2 separate regions of the Mus musculus genome follow, and region 2 is linked to region 1. A link is a loop called in an ENCODE intact Hi-C map of the cell type or tissue named here. Cell type or tissue: heart. All regions are shown on one strand.

What was found. A loop is a pair of places that touch in the nucleus more often than their neighbours do. Peaks named below come from ENCODE experiments on the same cell type or tissue, not always from the same donor. Only the 100,000 strongest peaks of a DNase experiment are listed, where the experiment ranks them.
Region 2: it touches region 1 in a loop (15-fold over the local background); 15 of 42 quality-filtered maps call a loop at or near these places.

What each region holds. Positions count from the first base shown.
Region 1 is chr11:21,238,313-21,240,812 of GRCm38, reverse strand. It overlaps Vps54 (VPS54 GARP complex subunit), which reads right to left and starts at 1,781. Exons shown (of 23, transcript NM_139061.5): 1 at 1,442-1,781. In heart, no CTCF peak of the experiment used is centred here; DNase peaks (open chromatin) are centred at 1,382, 1,492 and 2,212; H3K4me3 peaks cover 2,500 bases; H3K27ac peaks cover 2,083 bases.
Region 2 is chr11:21,090,219-21,092,718 of GRCm38, reverse strand. Peli1 (pellino 1) reads right to left here and starts at 1,395. Exons shown (of 7, transcript NM_023324.2): 1 at 1,041-1,395. In heart, no CTCF peak of the experiment used is centred here; DNase peaks (open chromatin) are centred at 858 and 1,548; H3K4me3 peaks cover 1,947 bases; H3K27ac peaks cover 1,905 bases.

The sequences.
Region 1 (2,500 bases):
GTTAATAGTTAATTAAGAATAGGTTCTGCAAATTGTCCTTTCATGGTTTATATAAGATCTAATTGTAATAAAAATTCTTATTCAGAAATATAATTTAGCTTTTCCAGAACACAAATACATGCAAATTTAATCCTCTGTTCCTAGTAAACTCTAGATAACTTTGCCAGTTATAATTTTGAAAACAATGAAAAACATTTTAGAAAGCCAAATGCTGTAGCAGCAATACCACAAGAACAAATTATATGAGTGTCAACAACAACACACGGATAGTGTGTACAGTTTTACTGTGAACAGACTGGTACTTATAGTAACAGTTCTAAGGTTGCCAGAACACAGTTTAAAACTAGCCAAAAGACAATACAAAAGTTAGCATCTAACATCCTAAACTACAACTATCAAGTACAAAGTGACCAATTTTACCTAATGATAATTAGTGTAGAGCACCAATACCCACTTCTAGGAAACCCAACTCACTGTACTACATACAGTCAGACATATCCTATCATTACATCTGTTCCAGCCAAACTGCTAGGGAGTCAAATAGTTTTCCAATTAGAGCTCCCATTTATAAAACTCAATGCCCATCAAGACCTGCAGCATAAGTTATCACCTTCTTCTCCATATACCACAAACAGCGTATCATAATATCCCCTGCCCGCTGAACATGTATTAAGACTGACCTGAGTTTGAGAACCCGAAATTAAATCAATTAGAAAACAGAAGTAGCCCAATTTAATTCTTCGAAAGTAAAAGACGTCTCTATAAGGACCAAAAACCAAACTTGGTTAAAAAGGTATTTTAAGAAACACTTTGTAACTCTAATAGGCCAAAATTCTTTAAAAAAAAAAAAAAAAAAGTCACCCTAAGCCATACACGGACAGGCCAAGTAGCTAATTATAATGGTCAGGCAAAAGTTCCCAGACAACCCACAGGGAACAGGGAAGGCCTGTCTTTGTATCCCTGCAGACAGCAGTTAGCAAAACTGAAAGAAATAAAATAATTTAAACTACAATGCAAAACTGCACAATGCCGAGTTCTTCTTTGGTTTAGTATTCTCGGGCGGGGGGGTGGGGGGGCGGTGTTTTTATTCTAGAAGGCTCCAAGAGGGGTTCAGGCCTGGCTGAAAGGAGACAGGGAAAGTTTGGGCTCCGCGTCTACAAGGACTGATGGAAGTTGCTGGTCCCGGATTCCGGAGAGGGGCGAGGGGACTGGGGCGGCACCTGCGGACGCCGGCCGGGGCTGGGGCACAGCTGCCGGCCCGGATCCTGGGAGTGCCGAGAAGGAAGTGGTGGTGGCGGGGAGGATGAAGCTTCGGCTCGGTCACCGGCTCCGAAACTCTGTCAGCTCCAAGCCCCGAGGAGACGGAGGGGGTGGGGTCCCGCCGCCCCGCCGGTCACCGGGTCGGGGGAGGGTGGCCGCGAAGCGCGGGCCCGGCACCTACCTGCGGTCCCGGGCGGCAGCCCCAGACGAGGCCTAGTGCACCGCCGCCTCCATCCCTCCACGTCGCGCCGAGACTGCTGCTCCGCGGCCGCCGCCGCCCTGCGCGCCGGGTCCGAGCCCGGTTCCCGCCTCCGCCCCGCGCCTGCTGGCCGGCGGGCCCGGGAGCACAGGGCCGCCCTCTCGAGCCCAGCGCCGCTCGGGGGCAGAGCGGCCGCGGCGGGCCCCTCACGTCTCGCCCGGGTGTCCTGTCAGCCAGCAGTCTCCCCCGGGTCCGCAGCGCCGCCTCCGCCGCTGCTGCCGCCGCCTCTCCCACATCCCCGGCCTCCAGGGGAGCCGCCGCCGCGCCGCGACCACCGCCCCCGGCGCCTCAGCTCCCCACGCCGCCGCCCGCCTCACGCCACCGGCCCGGCGCGGCTGGGTCCGCGGAGAGCGTGCAGCAGGCCGCCGCCGCCGCCAGGCCGCCGCAGCCCCCAGCCCACAATCCACCGCGGCGTCGCCGGGGCGGGAGGGCCGCGGCCAGACCGGGAGTCGCCGCGCAGCTCCGACAGGGCCTGGCGCGGCCGCCGCAGAGCTAGCGACCCCAGAGCGGGGACGACCCCGCGTGGCTGCCCCGTGCCTCCCCCTGTCGTCCTCGTAAAGGCAGGAGTCGTCTCGGATCTGCGCTCCAGCTCGCACGGTTCCCCCCCCCCGCCCAGGTTGTCCAAAGAAGCCGAGCGTTGCCTTCCGCCTTCCCTGGCGAGCGGGCGGGAGCGGACCCCTCGCCCCCCAGACCAACTGACTCCCGGCCGCTTACACCCACTAAAGCCCTAGCTTCCGCCTGCCCTGACTCCCTCAGCCCCTCATAGTAAACAAACATGGCTCCGTCTCCAAAATTAATGCCTTTCAAAGGTGAAAGGTCAACTCCAGATACCCCACTGGCCTCCAGCACTTAAGGCCTTTTGAGGCTACCCTGTCCCCCCAGTTCCTGGCTTCCAATCACCTGTCACATTTCTCAGGCGCATAAGTCAGTTGTCCCTGCCCTTTAAAAATCTGAAAAACTTGGGTGTGTGTGCTTATTATT
Region 2 (2,500 bases), 150 kb after region 1:
AACAGACAACCTTTGATACACAAAAGCTTCAATTCTCGGTTTAATAAAGCGTCCTGTGGATGAGATGCTCAATATTTGTTGATGGAAGAGTGCTGGGGCTAAAACCAACGAGCATATTGTGAGTAGTGACTAAACATGTTAAATGTAGGTTAAGTAAAAACTATCCCCTCCCTCATCATTGTTGTCTGACTTTGTAAGAGATCTGCACATATAAACATAATATATGGCGAAGTGAGTTGATGACTTACAGTATCTTCACCACTCGGAACATTTTTCAGAAAGTCCTTTGAGGTTTTAAGATTCAAATACTATTTAAAAAGAATTATTGTTTCAACTACCTAACAATTACCTAGACTTCTTCCAGACTTCATTTAACCTGTAAGTAAAATGAGCATCTTTAACTTTTCCACAGGGCATTTGGAGAATGAGTTATTACTCATAAACGCTTTCGGAGCCTCAGACACCAGCGCGGTACATCAAGCGTATCCATCAATTTGAGGGCTTTCTGGACCTCAGTTTACCCACGTACGGAAACGGGCTTGGCAAGGGCCGGGAGGTGAAATTAATTAGTGTTTTTAAAATGCTCTGAGATTCCCAAGATGAAAGGAAACGTAGAGGCACGCAGAGATGATGACAATAATCATAACAATAAAAAGAATGACTAACTTGGAATTCTGTGTTACGTAAGGAAGCTGAGAAGTTATCAGATTCACACAAACAAAAGAAAAGCCCACCGCCCCTTTGTTCCCCTTCCACTTCGCCGGCCTGCAGCCTGGCCGCGGGAGCGAGAACCGGGCCGCCGAGCTGGGGCTCCCCTCCGCCGCGCACCCGCTCCAGCCGTGGGGGAGGGCGTTCCGGGCAGCTCCTCACAAAGGCGCTTCCTCCCTCCGCGCGGGATGCGGCGCCGCAAACTCTGCTCCCCGCCGCCTCCCCGCGGGCGGGCGGGCGCGCAGGCCGCCGCGCCGCCACCGGCAAAGGCTCGGAGGAAGTTCCGCGCCGCCGGCCCTCGCGCCCCCGTTCGCCGCCCGCGCCGCACTCACCGGACGACTGCTGGTGGCCGGAACGCCAGCTCGGCCCGCCGCACGGACACCCGGGGCGCGGGGGCGGCGCGAGCACCGGTTGAACGCAGGCACCAGCGGAGCCCGCCGCCTTCCCGCCAGCCGCCGAGCCCCGCGAGGCCGAGTGGAACGCAGAGCCGAGCGCGGACTAGAGAGGGAGGCTCGGGCCCGCTTTGTGGTGAGCTCCCCGGGCTGCAGGCAGATCCGGTGGCGCCGCACGGCCGCTGCTGCCGCTGCTGCTGTTGTCGCTGCCGCTGCTGCTGCTGTTGCTGGCGCTGGAGAAGGCGGCGGCGGCGCCCCCGACGGTCCCTCCGCCTCGAACCGCCTTTGGGTCACTGACACACACTGGGAAGGAGGGACCGGGACTAGCGGGAGGGCGGGGCATAAGGGTAAGGGGCAGGGCCACATCGCGAGGCGGTGCCGAGAGGGCTCTTGGGAACTGTAGTTCTCTTTACCGAGAGAGAAAAAAAAAAGTATCTGTTGTGGAGGAGCCTACTGCTGGCTCTGCGCTGTGCACGCGCAAGGGGGTTGGGGCGGGGACTGTTGCCATAGTCACCCATTCACTAAGCCTGAAGGTTCTGGACTGTAGTTGACTAAACAAGGCTGGTCTTGTGTCTTTGGTGCCATTGGGTTCCTGCCCACAGCCAGTCCCTCCTGCTTCACCCCACCCCCAACCACTTCCAAGTGCCCAGTGAAATCTAACTTCCTCTTGACATGGCAGTCTCCTTGGTTGTTTAGATTTCTTCTGCAAATCATAAATACCCCCTTCCTTTGCCTCCTTCAAGAGAATTACCCAAGGTACTAAAAATCTACTTGTTCTTAGTGTTTTAACAATTAGGTTATAAAACTGTAGGGAGCGTGACCATTAACAGAATTCTGTAATTTCTTTGTTCGGTTAGTTACATTTAATTCCAACCCAAGTTCAGCATTAACAGCATTGTTGGATCATTGTACTGCAATTTGTTCATCTGAAAATCTATAGTTCTTCAAACATCCAGATTCCATAAATATATATTCAAAAGATAAGTAGAGAGAGTTCAGAACTGTTCAATGTATGTATTAGCCGATTCAAGTTTCTCACTATCAAATTACAACATACGGCACCTTGAAACATGGTATGGGTATGTTGTGCTCAGCTAAGTCTTACACCCTTTCTAAATGACCAGGTATGCATGTATGGTGGTGTGAGAAAACACAGTACTGGCTCTCCAGAAGGTTTACAGGTAATTTGCCTCAGTTTCCCTTAATAGAGTACCTAGAACCTGGAAGAAAAAACATTAATGCCAAGGAATCAGACATCTATTTCAAGATGGGAAACTAAGGATTTTCAAATAGTCTTAGGATCAAAAACCCTGGATGCCCACAGACCACATAATTATTTGATCAATGAAGAAATAAGTAATTTAAGAAACAAGTACACGGGAGACAGAGAATGGCTCAGC